Linked DNA regions of Mus musculus: region 2 is linked to region 1. A link is a loop called in an ENCODE intact Hi-C map of the cell type or tissue named here. Cell type or tissue: heart. All regions are shown on one strand.

Region 1 (8,000 bases):
CTTGTCTAGAATGCATAATACCTTGGTTTAATCCTCAATATCCCAGCAGGGTGGGCGAATCCTAAAAGTCTAATAACAGAGAAAACAGAAAACTTTATTTTTGTTCTAAATCATTTAAAGAGTATAAGTGACTTATGGAGAGGGAAGGAAGCTATTTGGTCTCAAACATCAGAATCTAAAGATGAGAGAGAAAGTGCTATGGCCCTCTTACCTGCTTCAATACATCTAAAATAAGCTCATTGAAGACTTCGTTAATGGCCATAGATACGGTCTGACGGTCCATGCCCTTGCTAAACTGTCCATTCCCAATTAGCTCAATAAGTTCCCATGCAGAAAGGCCATCTTTATTGTCATCAAAGTTTATTTTGTAATGTTCAAATTGTTCTTGTTGCCAACCTCCTCCCATAGCTTCTGTAAGCTTCTTAAGCAGGTATTCAATCTGTAGGGAAACAAAAAATTAATTATTTCTTCTTTTTTTTTTTTTTTTTTTTTTTTTAGTGTTTTTGAGACAAGGTTTCTCTGTGTAGCCCTAGCTGTCCAACTTACTCTTTAGACCAGACTGGCCTTGAACACAAAGATCCCCCAGCCTCTGACTCTGAGCACTGGATTAAGGAAGTGTGCCACCATGCTATATATAAATACACCATACACAAACAAACTACTGACACCTCATTACTCTCTTTAGATAAATACTTCAATATACCAAGAACGTTAATCTCTTCTTCCTTTTGTTTTGATTTGTTTGAGACAGAATCTCATCATATAGTCCAGACTGGCCTCAAACTTACTCTATGTAGCCAAGTATGACCTTGACCTGATTCTCTGGACCCCACCTCCCTTGTACTGAATTACTGGAGCATTTGCAACCAGCGCCCAGCTCTGCACACAAATCTCACTAAACATTAGTGTTAAATCAAATAAACATCTCAAATGCACAAGTTATCCCCTAATTTACAGACTTCCTATGTAAACCAGTTATCTCTTTGCTGCTGTCCCCATCCACCAGAACACTGATGATGTGACAAATATGATTGGATTCCTAGCCTGAGCCAAAAAGGCTTACCAAACCCTGAAACATCAGACATTATGCAGAAAAATATTGGAGGGCAGGGCAGAGGCAGTGTCACTGAACGAGGAGATGACATTGCTTGTCTTCAACAACCCCGTGTGGTTACTCTCAAACACTATCATTCGTCTCTACCTTCCCAATGTTTCCTCTCTATCTGATGTATTTCTAGAGCATATTCATAGTACACACTGATGGGTGTGACCATGGTAATTCCATACGTGCACATCAGATACTTTGCACATATTTACCACACCTCCTGTCCTCTCTGATCTCCTCCCCTCATTACTGACTTCAGTTGGTGCAAAATCACCCACAAACCCCATGCCAGTACTCTATGTCCTCACCATTTACATCAAACCAGAAACAAAGTGCTGTTGACATTCCTGGGATCAGTGGTTCTCACTATGAAGTAAGCCAGGATTTTTGTGATGGAATGAAAATATGCTAGTTCAATCACAGTAGAGCCAGATACAGTTTTACAAGTTTTTTGTGTACACATATTTGTTTGTGCTGGATCAGGATATAAAATGCTTATCTTCCTAAAAGGTTGAAATGGAAAATAAATATTTAGCTGCATGCCATGGCATACTTAATGGCAGCACTTAGGAGACTAAAGCACAGCTATTTCAGGTCAGCCAGGGCTACAGAGTGAAACTCTTGTCTCAAAGAATAAAAAAAGAGGGATGGGGGAGGATGAGAGAGAGAGAATAAACAAAAAACTCACGGGAGAAAGAGAAAGAAAGTACTGTTTTTCCAGACAGTTCACAAATGTGATCCTTCTCCATCTGCTTGCTTCAGGCCTCATACTGGGCATCTCACCCTCTCCAAAGGCCACACTGCATTTTTAACAAGACCCCAGGTTCCCTCACACCGCTTCAACCAACCCTACAGCAGGTGCTGCATTCCCTATATCCCCTTCTGTGTCCCGGCACTCAGTGTGCTGGGTTCCATTCTCTAATCCTTGTCTGCTTTTCCACCCCTTTCTGAATTCTTCACAGGTGCCCCATCTATCTTTGAATTCCCAGAGTTCAGCAAGGGACCTCAGCTGACACCTAAAATGAACAAGCTAAGCTCCAATCTCCTCATCTGTGAATGGGGATAACAATACTCATCACACAGAGGACAGTCAGCACAGAGCCACCCAGCAGCCACACCACCGAGGTCGCTTCCCCTCCATACCGGGCGACATTACACAAACACTTAAAATTACACTTGAGAAATTGTTTCCCAAGTATGAGAACAAAGAATGCAAAGTTAAGCTGACCCATGGTTTCACCTGCATAAACAGAAATGCAGACTTTCTGGCAAACATTTGTCAAAACCACAGAAAATATTTAGTTACAAATAAGACTTGGGGTTCATTTTTCTTTTTTATTCTTTGTACCCCTGCTAATGTGATTATAATGCTGTTTGTGAAATAATAAAATGCAACAGGAAATGGAAAGAAATTCCATTTACAAAGTACTGCAAGTTCAAAACCATCACAAATTTAGTGATAGAAGCTCCGTTGGGATAAACATTCATTAAGCAAGGCCTTGAAAAGGCATGAGCAGCGTCAGCAAATGCTCTGAGTGGAAGGGAAGCACACTCAGGCCCCGCTCTCCTCTTGGTGAAGAGGTGTCACTTACAGCCTAGCCTTTTGTGCTTCTAAGGAGGTGGAGGGTAGTAACCGAAGAGAAAAAAGGATAATGAGAAAGATGATTAAAGTCAAGAAGAGGCTAAAACAAAATAAGTTTTTTAAAAGAAAGGAGAGAGAGAGAGAATGCACGCAAGCAGTAAGAGTCGGTTTGTAGCAGGAGGATCAAAACTATCCTCAGCTAAATAATGAATTCAAGGACAGCCTGGGCTACAAGAGAGTCTGTTTACTCCTACATCCAGGTAATAAGATAGTTAGCCCCTCCCATGGGTACTTTGTTCCCCCTTCTAAGAAGGACAGAAGTAGCCATATTTTGGTATTCCTTCTTGAGCGTCATTTGGTCTGGTCAAAGTGTGGAGCAGAGACTGAAGGAAAGACATCCAGAGACTGCCCCACCTGGGGATCCATCCCATATACAGTCACCAAACCCAGACACTATTGGGGATGCCGACAAGTGATTGCTGACAGGAGTCTGATACAGCAGTCTCCTGAGAGGCCCTGCCAGTGCCTGACAAATACAGAGGTGGATGCTCACAGCCAACCATTGGACTGAGCAGGGAATCTCCAATGGAGGAGTTAGAGAAAGGACTGAAGGATCTGAAAGGGTTTGCAACCCCATAGGAAGAATAACACTATCAACTAACCAGACCCTACCCACCCCAGAGCTCCCAGGGACTAAACCAAAGAGTACACATGTAGGGACTCATGGCTCTAGCTGCATATGTGGCAGAGGATGGCCTTGTGGGCATCAATGGGAGGAGAGGCCCTTGGTCCTGAGAAGGCTCGATGCCCCAGTGTAGGGGAATGCCAGGACAGGGAAGCAGGAGTGGGCAGGTTAGTAAGCAGGGGAGCGGGGATGAGATAGGGGGTTGGGAGGGGAAACCAGGAAAGGGGATAACATCTGAAATGTAAATACATATCTAATAAAAAATATAAAATAAAAGATAGTTAGATAAGCAATTATCCAAGGTAGTGATAACATACATAGAAGTTCTAACTCCCTAAGGGAGCCCAAAACGAGGCACTGGGCTGCTGGTTGAGACTTAGCTCATCAAGGGAATACTATGAGGAAGCACATGTGCATGGCATGTGTGTATACAGGATGAAGGGCCATTGTGGATTTGACAGGATGCTGTAGCCCATGACACTGCGCAAATCAGGAGACAGCCTTTGCTTACCCACCACCTCCCAGCTCCAGGTGACCCTTTGTTTGCAACTCAGATTCTCAATTCAGTTCTCAAAGCAGCTTCCCAAGTTCTGGAACCTTCTTGGAATGGTAAACTCTCAAGCCCTGGAAGGCTGACTTTAAGCCCCAACACCAACAAGCCATCACTCCCAGCAACTGTGTCCTTCCTGTTGACTTGGAACACAATCATACACACTCTAACCAAGGAGCAGAAGGACCTTTTGCCTGTGCTGGCCAAAGAGACACATTCTCACTCCACTATTCAAGTAAACTAAATAATGAGTCACGTGTGTGCCAGGGTTGCTTTACAGAAGCGCCTGTGCCAATTCTAAGGCTCATTCAGTCCAGGAAGCAGCCTGCTTCCTCCTTCCAAGCAGATTTCACTAAAAATAACAAGAAGAAACTTGAAGCTGAATGTGATTTTTCTAGGTCTTTGGCTTGGATTTTTATTCTGTCAAAAGTTTTCTCTGTCATTAAAGGAGCAACCTACATTTTACCTCTACTAAGATCTCTTTAAAACATTTCAAGTTTGAGTTTTCACTGCAGCAAGGCACTTCTTCCAAATACGTGTGTGACAGACACATCCTGTTTTGTTCTTGGTTCTATGGGAAATGACACTAGTAAAAACTATACTTTATGCTTTATGGGCACACATTTCCAAGAATTATCACCAGAAGAAAATGTGGAACCAACTCAAAGGGGCTCACCATCTCTCTACAAACGTGCCGACAGAAAACACCTTGACTTTACCATGTAATTTAAATATTTATTTAACATTCTTGACATTCGTTCTAGGTAATGGAAACCATAGTCGAATGAATATTGTGGGTGCATTATTCACACAACTGCCGTCGTTAGACAGTATTGGCTGAAGTAGAGAAAAAAAGCCTTGATTTCACTGGGTATGGTACAGCATATCTATGATCTCGGGGCTCAGGGGTGGAGACAGGAGAATAGCCACAAGTTTGAGGTCAGCCCAGCCTCCACTGTGAAACCATGTCTCAAAAACAAAACAAGTAACAACAAAAACTGTAAACTTTAAACACAGTGATCATTATGATAGATGGATTAGTAGAAACATAAAAATTATGCAAGAGTGGAGGAACAGGAGCACGCCTCTAACCCAGCACTCGGGAGGCAGAGGCAGGTGGATCTCGGAGTTCAAGGCCAGCCAGAAAGAGAGATCCTGTCTCAAACAAACAAACAAAGGAGCATGCTCGAGCACGTGCGTGTGTGCGTGCGTGCGTGCGTGCGTGCGTGCGTGCGTGCGTGCGTGCGTGCGTGTGTGGTGCGTGCGTGCGTGCGTGCGTGTGTGTGTGTGTGTGTGTGTGTGTGTGTGTGTGTATACAAGGTAAATACATTCTATTTAGACTCTATGTAACGAGCAGTAAACGTCTCTTATGTACACGAGACACTCTGAACTTGTAAGACTTTAAAATTACCAACAGATAAGTTAAACCCACAAAGACATTGCATTCTAAATTTTATTTTTTTAAATGTATGTTTTTATGTTACATTTTCTAAAACCCTGCATTTCAAAAACAGTTCAAACGTATAGTTTTTATATTGTTAAATATTTAGAAAGGAAACAAAATGTAATAGGCACTATTTCCCACATCCTAGTGTGACCTTGGGTGCAGTGCTCGGTCAAAGGGCAGATGGCTTGCTAAAGCCCAGTGTGCCAAGGCCGCGGTGAAACTTCAAGAGGCTGACTCCGCAACTGAAGCAAGTTCATATTAATCTCTCCAGTGACCCCTTCTCTACCCTGCAGGAATACTCCTGCTCACTCACAGAAGGATAATCTCTAAGTCTAACCCTATTTCTACTTAGTGGCTAGAAACAGACCTTGTCATGTAAACCAGGCAGGCCTCAATCTCTTGATCCTCCTGCCTCAAACTTCCCTGGTGCTGGAACTGCACCACATGTTCCTATTCTGAGAGGAATTCCCCATCTGAGCGGAGACGCAGAGGCACTCAAGGAGGCAAAGCACTGAGTAAGCCCACACGAGACACGACAAGGTCTGCTGCACCAGAGAGGTCACTCTCCTCCCAAACAGGGTGAACATGTTTAAAGGAGGACAGAATGTTCGAGTCAGCCTGCAATGATATAGGTAAGCATTCAGAAGCCCAGGCTGGGCTGCAGCAAAGGCAGCACCAGGCCCCTCAAGGCCCGTGTGGGTCCTGTTGCTCCTCAGGATCATCAAGAAGCTGACCACAGCAGTGGCTCAGTGGTAACGAAGCCCCTAAATCAAGAAAGCTCTCACCATGTCTACAATAAAGTACGCACACATCCTTGCTGCTTAATTGTTAATTCTGAAAGCAAGGCAAAGTGGCTTGCAGGTCCACCATGGATATTTTCGTGACAAAAGGTCAAGGATAAGAGACCCATCCACTTCTAGTTCCAGCGTACATATAAACTTGGAATTCTGAGTGGTAGCTGCAAAATATCTTCAAAGACCATATTGGAAGGCCAGGAATGGTGGCATACACCTTTAGACCCAGCACTCAGGAAGGCAGGGGCAGATAGATCTCTGTGAGTTTGAGGCCAGCCTGGTCTACATAGTCAGTTCCAAAATAGCAAAGGCTCTGTAGAGAGACATGTTAGAAGCCTTACATGAGCTGGAGAGATGGCTCAGCAGCTAAGACCACTGCCCATACCCACCTGGTGGCACACAACTTTCCATAACTCCAGTTCAAGGGAATCCAATGCCCTCTTCTGACCTTTAAGGCCACCAGCACCAGGCACACATATGGTGCACAGACACATACGCAAACAAAACACTGATAAACAGTAGTAGTAGTAGCAGCAGCAGCAGCAGCAGCAGCAGGCATACAATTATTTTCTAAGAAAAAAATAGTATGTGCATATCCCTGAGCAGCAGCCGTGTCTGTCAGAGGCCTTGCAGGGCACCATTACCCACTCTGGATTATGCTGGGCAGTGCCTTAGGATGTTATGCTCCATGTCCCCTTTAACAGTCTTGTACACTTAATACTTAAACATTATCATACTTAACTCCAAGACTACCATAGAGAAACTGCCTCTCCCTTGCTACCAATGGCTACCTATTGTTAAATCCAGAGGCCCCTTCTTACTCCTATCTGATTTTTCTGCAATTTACATTCTCATGTGCCTCTTCTTATCTGCTTCCTTTAGCAAATCCACTTCCTCCTGCTGCTATAGAAACAGCCCCAAGGTTCTCCTTGGCCCTCACAACTCCTACTATGGTCGCTCCCTCCCTGCCCTAACCCACTGCTGTGGTTTCTCCATGTCTCTTTCCAGCCCTCGCTTCTCAGGAGCTCTAGCTGTGTATTCCCACAAGGATATACTCTATCTACAACATGAAACATGCCATTATCATGGCCCATTTGGTGAGCATGTATCACGCATGGGTTCAGGCATGCCATACACATTATCATGGCCCACTTGGTGAGCACGTATCATGCATGGGTTCAGACACTGCATCAAGTGTTTCACATACTTCAACTTTTTTATCCTCACAGGGAATATTGTAGAAAACAGCTATCTCCATTCTAAAGGTGGAGAGACACAGATCAGAAGATTACTCTGTTTCTCTGTGAAGAAGTGGTAAAGTCTGGTTTCAAAATCAGTCTGTTTCAAAGACCACACTTTATACAAAAAAAAAAAAAAAAAAACAAACAAAACAAAACAAAAAAAAAAAAAAAACACTGTGCTACCTCTAGGTGCCCAGGACTGAAATGTGCCACAACCAGGCACCATCAACAAAAGTAGACAAGGAACATGAGGGTACAAATTTAATCTACTGCTTACGGCCTTATGTAGCACAGACCAGTTAGCTGTGTTCTGCAGAGGACTCAGACCCTAAAGCTCAGCCGCAGGACTCAATAACATCACAATCATGTAGCATACAGGGAACTGTCATCTTAACCCAGAAAGACCCATGTCTGGTCAAACCTCTCCTGCATGTCTGGTTTCCAGAACGCTGCATAGGAACCTTACTCCTAATCCCTCCCAATGCCCTCGCCTGGGGCATTCAGGGAGAAAGACACAGAGCAAGGTCAGCAGAGGGGCTCTCCTTTGCTTTGAGCGGTCTAGAAAAAATCCATCATCCTAGACTCTGAAACTTGAA
Region 2 (8,000 bases), 140 kb after region 1:
ACTATGTAAGTGTGCTGTAGTATGTCTGTGAAGGACATTAACCTTTACTTGAATTGTAGTAGTCAAACTCAGGCTTGCAAAGGCCTTCACTCTGAGCCATCTGTCAGCTCTGCCAAGCTGAATTTTTAATAAAAGCCCATTTTAGTACCTAAGAACATGGCATGAAGGATCCTGAGATCCTACTTGGTGCTTCGAAGTAACCACAGCTGTCTAAATGTGTCTTTTCGTACGCTAACCCAAACTGTAATTATGTTGAGCTGGTTGTTCTCGCTGTGATTGTAGGTCTCTATCAGTGGAGATTCAGGATTCCAAGGTGCATCACACCTGGCTCACACACTTACTTGCCTTTAATTCTGTGTAGGATAAGAACTTTACACCTGATGGCGGTGAGAGCCCTGGAGGGGATATCTGTCACCTCCTCTTCACACCTCCCCTTCTCCACACTTTTTTATGGACAGTTGACATTTTCTTAATTTTACAGGACATATAAATAAAAGTAAGTTTAGAAAACTGCCTTTAATTTATCTGTAATATGATCTATATCTTAAATTGTGCTTTTTAGGTGAAGGGGAACATTAAAACCCCTTACATACCTGTCCCAAATTCAATAGATGTTTCTGAGCCTCTCCTATGTAAGAATTCTGTTTACAGCCAGCAAGATGGCTCAGTTGGTAAAAAGCACAAAAGCACCTGCCACCAAGCCTGATAACCCGAGTTTAATCCCCAGGACCCACATGCTGAGAGGAGAGAACCAACTCCTACAAGTTGTCCTTTGACTTCCACACATGCACACAGTGTAATATTCTCTCTCTCTCTCTCTCTCTCTCTCTCTCTCTCTCTCTCTTTCATACACACACACACACACACACACACACCGGTAATAACCAGCTTTGAATACATGTAATAATCAAAGCTCTGCGGCTGTGCAAGCTCACACCCAGGCCCAAGGCTCTGCTTTAGTGCCTTCTCCAGCTTGCATCCATCTGCAAGGCATTTGCTCCCATCCCTGCCACCCTCAGGGACTAAACAGTCTCCTTTATTGTTGCACTGTTCTCTTGTGGCTTTGGTGCTCATTATCTTTTAACTGATAAAGAGCCCTTAATTATGATATTTGATGGTTTGTTTTCTTGTTCCAAGTCAATTTGCCTATTTAAGATTTTAAACAAGGTTACTACTGTGTTCAATGAAAGCTTATAAACAGATAGAGTTTTTTCCTCCATGGTCTTTTCCCCTTTCTCTAAAATAATAAAGTTTTCAATGATTCAGAAGTCTCCCAGGTCTCCCTTTCATTCCCAACCCAATTTCCTGGAGCTAAACACTGTTAATAAGTGTTTGTTTTGATTTTATCTCATACTTTGCCACCTGCCTACCTCCCTAGACTGGGAGCTCCTCCAAGTAAGGCTGGGTGGCCCAAAGGACATTGGTTCCAGATAGGAAGAACTCTTAATCTGTAGACCTAGGATTTGGACTCTTGCCACGCAAGTAGTCAGGAAGAATGGGAGAGGTCAGTTCCCAAACCTTGTATGGTATGGTAGTATGAAAGTTAAAAATACCTGCTGGCCTGGCAGTAGATAGCTCCACAAGAAAAGGTGCTTGCAGCCAGGCCTGGTGGTCTGAATTCCCTCCCCAGAGCCCACATGATGGAAGGAAAGAACCAACTCCCAAAACATGTCCTCTGACCGCCACATTTGCTCACACACAAAGGTAGAGAAGAAAAAAGTAAAAGCAAGACTCAAGATGGGCTGTGGTGGCACACGCCTTTAGCCCCAGCACAATGGAGGCAGAGGCAGGAGACTCTGAATTGCACAGAGAAATCCTATCACCAAAATACAAAACAAAGCAAAAAAACAAAACAAAACAAAACAAACCTCAGTGGCTCATACCTATTCGTAATTCTAGCACCTTGGAAACTGAGGTGGAAGGAGAAGATCCGTGAAAATGCAATGGCATCCTGGGCCAAAAGAGAGACCCTGTGCAAAAAAGCCAAATAGACTAGGGATGTGGCTCAGTTGGTAGAGTTCTTGCTTAACATGTGTGAAGCTTTGGGTTCAATCCCTGATAGCCTGAGCTGAGTGTGGCAGCACATACCTGCATTCCTGGGAAGTATGTGCCTGGGAAGTAGTGGCCGGAGAATGGGAGGCTAGCTTGGGTTATGTGAGTCTGTCTTTAGAAATAAATGTTTAAACAGGGCTCAGAGTCGGGTGGTGGTGGAGCACACTTTTAATCCCAGCACTTGGGAGGCAGAGGCAGGTGGATTTCTGAGTTCGAGGCCAGCCTGGTCTACCAAGTGAGTTCCAGGACAGCCAGAGCTACACAGAGAAACCCTGTCTCGATAAACCAAAAACCAAAAAAAGAAAAACAACAACAACAGGGCTCAGTAGGGCTGGTGAGATGGCTCAGTGAGTAAGAGCACCCACCAACTGCTCTTCCGAAGGTCTGGAGTTCACGTGGTGGCTCACAACCATCCGTAAGGAGATCTGACTCCCTCTTCTCGAGTGTCTGAAGACAGCTACAATGTACTTACATATAATAAATAAACAAATCTTAAAAAAAAAAAGCACAGGACTCAGTAATGTTAAAGTGTAATGTTAAATTGATGTACAATGTGCTCTTATATAGATTATGAAATGTTATCAGAGATACTGCTCAATGGTAGAGCACTCACCTAGCACTTGTGAGGTGACCTCCAGTACACACACACACACACACACACACGCGCGCGCGCGCCAGTCTGTTAAAACCAGTGTGTGACTTTCTTTTGCCTGATGTTCATTTGTCTGTTCTCTTCCACCCTGGCCTGGAACCAAGTTTTGTTTCTACAACTCCATTGACTTTAATCCCAGGAACTTTTTAAAGGAAAATCTAGTGATGATCTTTGTGACAGAAGTCCCCAAATGACTAAGCTACCCAGGCCCCACTCCCTCCAGCTAAGCACAGGGCATGATGTTATGGTTTAATTTCAGCAACATCTAACTGAAACAATTCTGATTTTTAAAATTGCATGCTCCTCCAAGTACAGTACAAAATGTACTAGACGGGAGGGTTCCACCCACTTGCCCCAGGCTAGAGAAGTCAAATCTCCAGTTCTCTCCCCACCCAGTTGTTCCTAACAGTAATGTTGCTTGGCAACTGCTGCAGACTCACACTCTGGGTACAGTTAGCTGAGGGACAAAACAAAACAAAACAAAACAAAAAAACAGTAGGGAAGAATTTAGCAGGAGGGAGAACAATTTGTTTATCCTCCTTAGACCAATGACTTAGCAGATAAAAGCCTTGAATGCCCCTACTGGCTCATTCACTTTCCTTGTCCCATTTTAGTTGAGACAAGAGACACCCTCTCCAGTACTTTAAATGCAGGACAGCACATGAGTCCAGGCCTGTTCTCATTAACATAAGCTCTGCCCTCCAGACTAAGTTCTTCAGAACTAAGAACTATCTTTTTTTCTCAGTGATGTAATCAGAGGAATATTTCATGAGACTAGAGGGGCTTTCCAAAAAGCAGTCTTTTCTAGTTTGTGTTTAAGCCCTGGAGAAATAGTTCACCTCTGATAGATTTCTAGAGTTTTTGTTCTGTTGTGTTTTCCTCTTTTAAAGCTTCCTTGGGGGCTGGTGAGATGGCTTAGTGGGTAAGAGCACCTGACTGCTCTTCCGAAGGTCGGAAGTTCAAATCCCAGCAACCACATGGTGGCTCACAACCATCCGTAATGAGATCTGATGCCCTCTTCTGGTATGTCTGAAGCTACAGTGTACTTACAAGTAATAAATAAATAAATAAATAAATAAATAAATAAATAAATAAATAAATCTTTAAAAAAAAAAAGGCTTCCTTGGGGCCTGAGTTCAAGCCCTGGGACTCACCTATGAAAGGAAAGAACCAAAGTTATCCTGAACTCCCAACTGGTAAGGGTGCTTACTACCAAACCTGATGACTGAGTTCAATCACTAGTACCTCCTGGAGTGAAGGAGAAAACAAATTCCAAGTTGTCCTCTGACCTCTACACATGCACCTTGGCTTGTGCACTCCCCCCCCCACACATACAATAAATCATAATAATAAAAAACTTAATGTAATTTGTTTAAAGCTTCGTTAGTCAAAATTCAGAATTGCAGAAACAGTTCTGTGTTAGAGCTAAAGAGACTGGCTCAGTAGTCAAGAACAATGGCTGCTTTTCCAAAAGGAAAAAGCATTTTTCCTAGCATCCACATGGAAGCTCACAACTGTGACTCCAGTTCCTGAAGATATGACACCCTTTCTGGCCTGCAGAGACACCAGGCATGCATGTAGTTTACAGACATACATGCAGGGAAAACAAAACAAAAACCCTGCTTATATACATAAAGTAAAATAATAATTAAAAAAAATAAAGTTGGGGCTGAAGACATGGTTCATTAGCTGCTCTTCCAGAGGTCCTGAGTTCAATTCCTGGCACCCACAAAGTGGCTCACAACTATCTGTAATGGGAACTGATTCCCTCTTCTGTCATGCAGACACACATGCAAAACAGAACACTCATATGCATAAATAAATACATATTTTAAAAAATGGGGGGCTGGTGAGATGGTTCAGTGGGTAAGAGTACCCGACTGCTCTTCCAAAGGTCCGGAGTTCAAATCCCAGCAACCACACGGTGGCTCACAACCATCTGTAATGAGATCTGACGCCCTCTTCTGGTGTGTCTGAAGACAGCTACAGTGTACTTACATATAATAAATAAATAAATAAATCTTTAAAAAAAAAATGGGCTAAATAGCCGGGCAGTGGTAGCACACACCTTTAATCCTAGCACTTGGGAGACAGAGGCAGGCGGGTTTCTGAGTTTGAGGCCAGCTTGGTCTACAGAGTGAGTTCCAGAACAGCCAGGGCTACACAGAGAAACCCTGTCTCAAAAAAAAAAAAAAAACCAACAAAAAAAAAGTGCTAAATAGCTCAGCTCTTGCTGTCCTCTTTCTTATCATCGGTACCTTTTGTCTTTAGCCATTGCTCCTTCTACCCCTCATCAAAACTTTCATCACCCTAGCTCTAACTGTTACCAACTGCCACAGGACCAAGAATCCAGACCTCAGGCTAGAATGACGCCAACCCTAGAGCTCCTGGTTGATTTTTCAGATAACAATTTCCTCACTCGTCACTGCCCTCCACACTCTGAGTGTGGTCAGTGCAATGAAATCAAATCGTCTGAGGCTGTTCAACAGATGAAATGTGACACTAGCAATTATCCCTCGCAAGAGACATTCCATAAGTGCTTTGACTAGAGCAATGTTTCTTGAGACCAATGACTCAAAGTCACTCAAATATAGCATGTGACTCCTGATGTCCTCCCACCAAGAGTTGCTTAGTATTCACAGGCAGTTGAGTTGTGCGAAACCAGCTGAGAGCAGAAGTAGCATGCATAGGATTTGAATGGGAAAAGTCTAAGGAGAAAGGGGGAAGCTTGAAGTTTAATATGAATTAGTATTTCTTGTCTAGGTAGTTAGTAGGGACTATTAATCTATCTAATGTTTGAATAAGGTAGGTCAGAGGCAGATATCAGTACATGCTTTAGATATAAACATATCACTTATATGATTCTATATAAAAGATTTCAATATCTAAGATTCTCCTTCAGTAATTGCTTAGAATCTGAAAGCAGGAGAGAGACTGACTAAGAGTAGTACAAGGGGTGTTTGTGCATTCACAAAACTTTGTGCAAAAGTACAGGCCAGTGAGATGACTCAATGGATAACAGTGCTTACTTGTCCCACAACCCTATGGACTGTGTCTGAGACCAAGAACCCAGATAAAAGTGGAAAAAGGACTACAGAATTATTGGGTTTTTTTGTTGTTGTTTCGTTTTGGTTTTGGTTTTTCGAGACAGGGTTTCTCTGTGCAGTCCTGGCTGTCCTGGAACTCACTCTATAGACCAGGCTGGCCTCAAACTCAGAAATTCACCTGCCTCTGCCTCCCAGGTGCTGGGATTAAAGGCCACCACCGCCCGGCTCAGAATTATTGTTTGATCTATACACACCCACACATGCGCACAAACACACACACAGTCTTAGGGTTTCCACCATGGGGAACCATGAAGAAGGCCTTCACCTACAGACCTGCAGCCTAATCTCCCATAGAAGGCCTCTCTGCACTCCCAGCCACAACTGCCATCATTAAGCCTACACACATGGGACAAGCCAGATCTCCCCACTCACCTCCTCTCCTAGTCCTCTACCCCAGCCCCAGCCCAGCCTTCCGTCCCTGATTCTGTCCTCTACTATTTTGTGACTCCCAGCAGAGCCTGGATGTCCAAGAGTCAGAGAAGTCCACACCCTGGCCTTGTTGCCCCTTGGACCCCTGAACCAGCTCCAGCTTTCCCACACCTAAGACTGTGCTCTTGGAGCTTCCTGACAGCTCAGCACCCTCCCTGGCATAAGCATAAGCAGCTGTGCCCTGTGGCTGGGGTGGACAGGGACCTACATTTTCTCTGGCCTTTTTATAGACAAAAGTTCTTAGAAAACTACCTCATATATAAAATGTTACACAAAGGGGGAATTTCAGAAAGGTATTATTAACAAATTCAAAGCAATGTTTCATATTGTAAGCTCATTATAAGTTCAAAGCAACAGTTTTTTCATGGCCTTGACTTATGACACCTGTAACTTCATCCTTGGTCCTGAATGTTTTTCCTTGAACACAAATTTGTCCCAAGCCTCTATTCCTATTTTTTTTAAGATTTATTTATTTATTATATGTAAGTACACTGTAGCTGTCCCCAGATATTCCAGAAGAGGGCATCAGATTTTGTTATAGATGTTTGTGAGCCACCATATGGTTGCTGGGATCCGAACTTGGGACCTTCAGGAGAGCAGTCAGCACTCTTAACCAATGAGACATCTCGCCAGCCCACCTCTATCCCTTTTTAGTGCAATTCAAAAAGCTCATAGTAAGAGAGATGGCTCAGCAGTTAAGAGCACTGACTGCTCTTCCGGAGTCCTGAGTTCAAATCCCAGCAACCACATGGTGGCTCACAACCATCCGTGATGAGAAACAAACAAACAAACAAAGAAAAAAACCCACACACACAACTTTGGGCCAGAGCAAGCAGAGCCTCGGAGTGAGTGGAAGAAGGGAGGATGAAAAAACAAAATCCTTTCTAACTAAGTTATGACACAGGGCAAAAGAATTAATATATCCTGCCGGACATGGTGGCGCACGCCTTTAATCCCAGCACTTGGGAGGCAGAGGCAGGCAGATTTCTGAGTTCGAGGCCAGCCTGGTCTACAAGTGAGTTCCAGAACAGCCAGAGCTATAGAGCAGAGAAACCCTGTCTCGAAAAGCCAAAAGAAAAAAAAAAAAAAAAAAAAAAAAAAAGAATTAATATATCCTGAGGCAAAACTGTAAGAGTATACTGCTGGCCTTGCCAACAAAGCAAATTGTTTCTGGTGGTCCTTAGGGACAGGTACTGAGAAAAAGGCATTTGCTAGATCAAAAGCTGTATACCATGTGCCAGGAGATGTGTTAATTTGCTCAAGTAAGAAAAAAAAAACAAGGGTTGGAGAGATGGCTCAGCGAGTAAGAGCACTGACTGCTCTTCTGAAGGTCTGGAGTTCAATTCCCAGCAACCACATGGTGGCTCACAACCATCTGTAAGGAGATCTGACGCCCTCTTCTGGTGTATTTAAAGGTAGCTACAGTGTACTTATGTATAATAATAAATAAATCTTTAAAAAAAGAAAAGAAAAGAAAAGAAAACTACATGGTACAGCAGATGCAATCAGAGTTACTACTTGATTTAGTTTTCAATAGTCAACTGTTATTCTCCATGATCCATCTGTCTTCTGCACTCACTGGCCAGATAGGAGAGTTAACAGGAGATGTGGTGTGACCCACCACCCCTGCATCTTTTAAGTCCTTGATGGTGGCACTAATTCCTGCATTTCCTCCAGGAATATGACACTGGTTTTGGCTTGGTTTGGTTTGGTTTTTTGGTTTTTTGAGACAAGGTTTCTCTGTGTAGCCTTGGTGGTCC

The links. A loop is a pair of places that touch in the nucleus more often than their neighbours do. Peaks named below come from ENCODE experiments on the same cell type or tissue, not always from the same donor. Only the 100,000 strongest peaks of a DNase experiment are listed, where the experiment ranks them.
Region 2: a loop joins it to region 1, with 2.8 times the contacts of the local background. A loop is called at or near these places in 2 of 42 quality-filtered maps.

What each region holds. Positions count from the first base shown.
Region 1 is chr7:110,256,319-110,264,318 of GRCm38, reverse strand. It overlaps Swap70 (SWA-70 protein), which reads right to left. Exons shown (of 12, transcript NM_009302.3): 4 at 212-439. Among named protein-coding and RNA genes, the nearest start is that of Gm32861, 28 kb to the left of the region's middle. In heart, no CTCF peak of the experiment used is centred here; a DNase peak (open chromatin) is centred at 4,088; H3K27ac peaks cover 4,918 bases.
Region 2 is chr7:110,112,133-110,120,132 of GRCm38, reverse strand. No RefSeq gene overlaps it. Among named protein-coding and RNA genes, the nearest start is that of Wee1, 5.9 kb to the left of the region's middle. In heart, no CTCF peak of the experiment used is centred here; DNase peaks (open chromatin) are centred at 1,462 and 3,082; H3K27ac peaks cover 567 bases.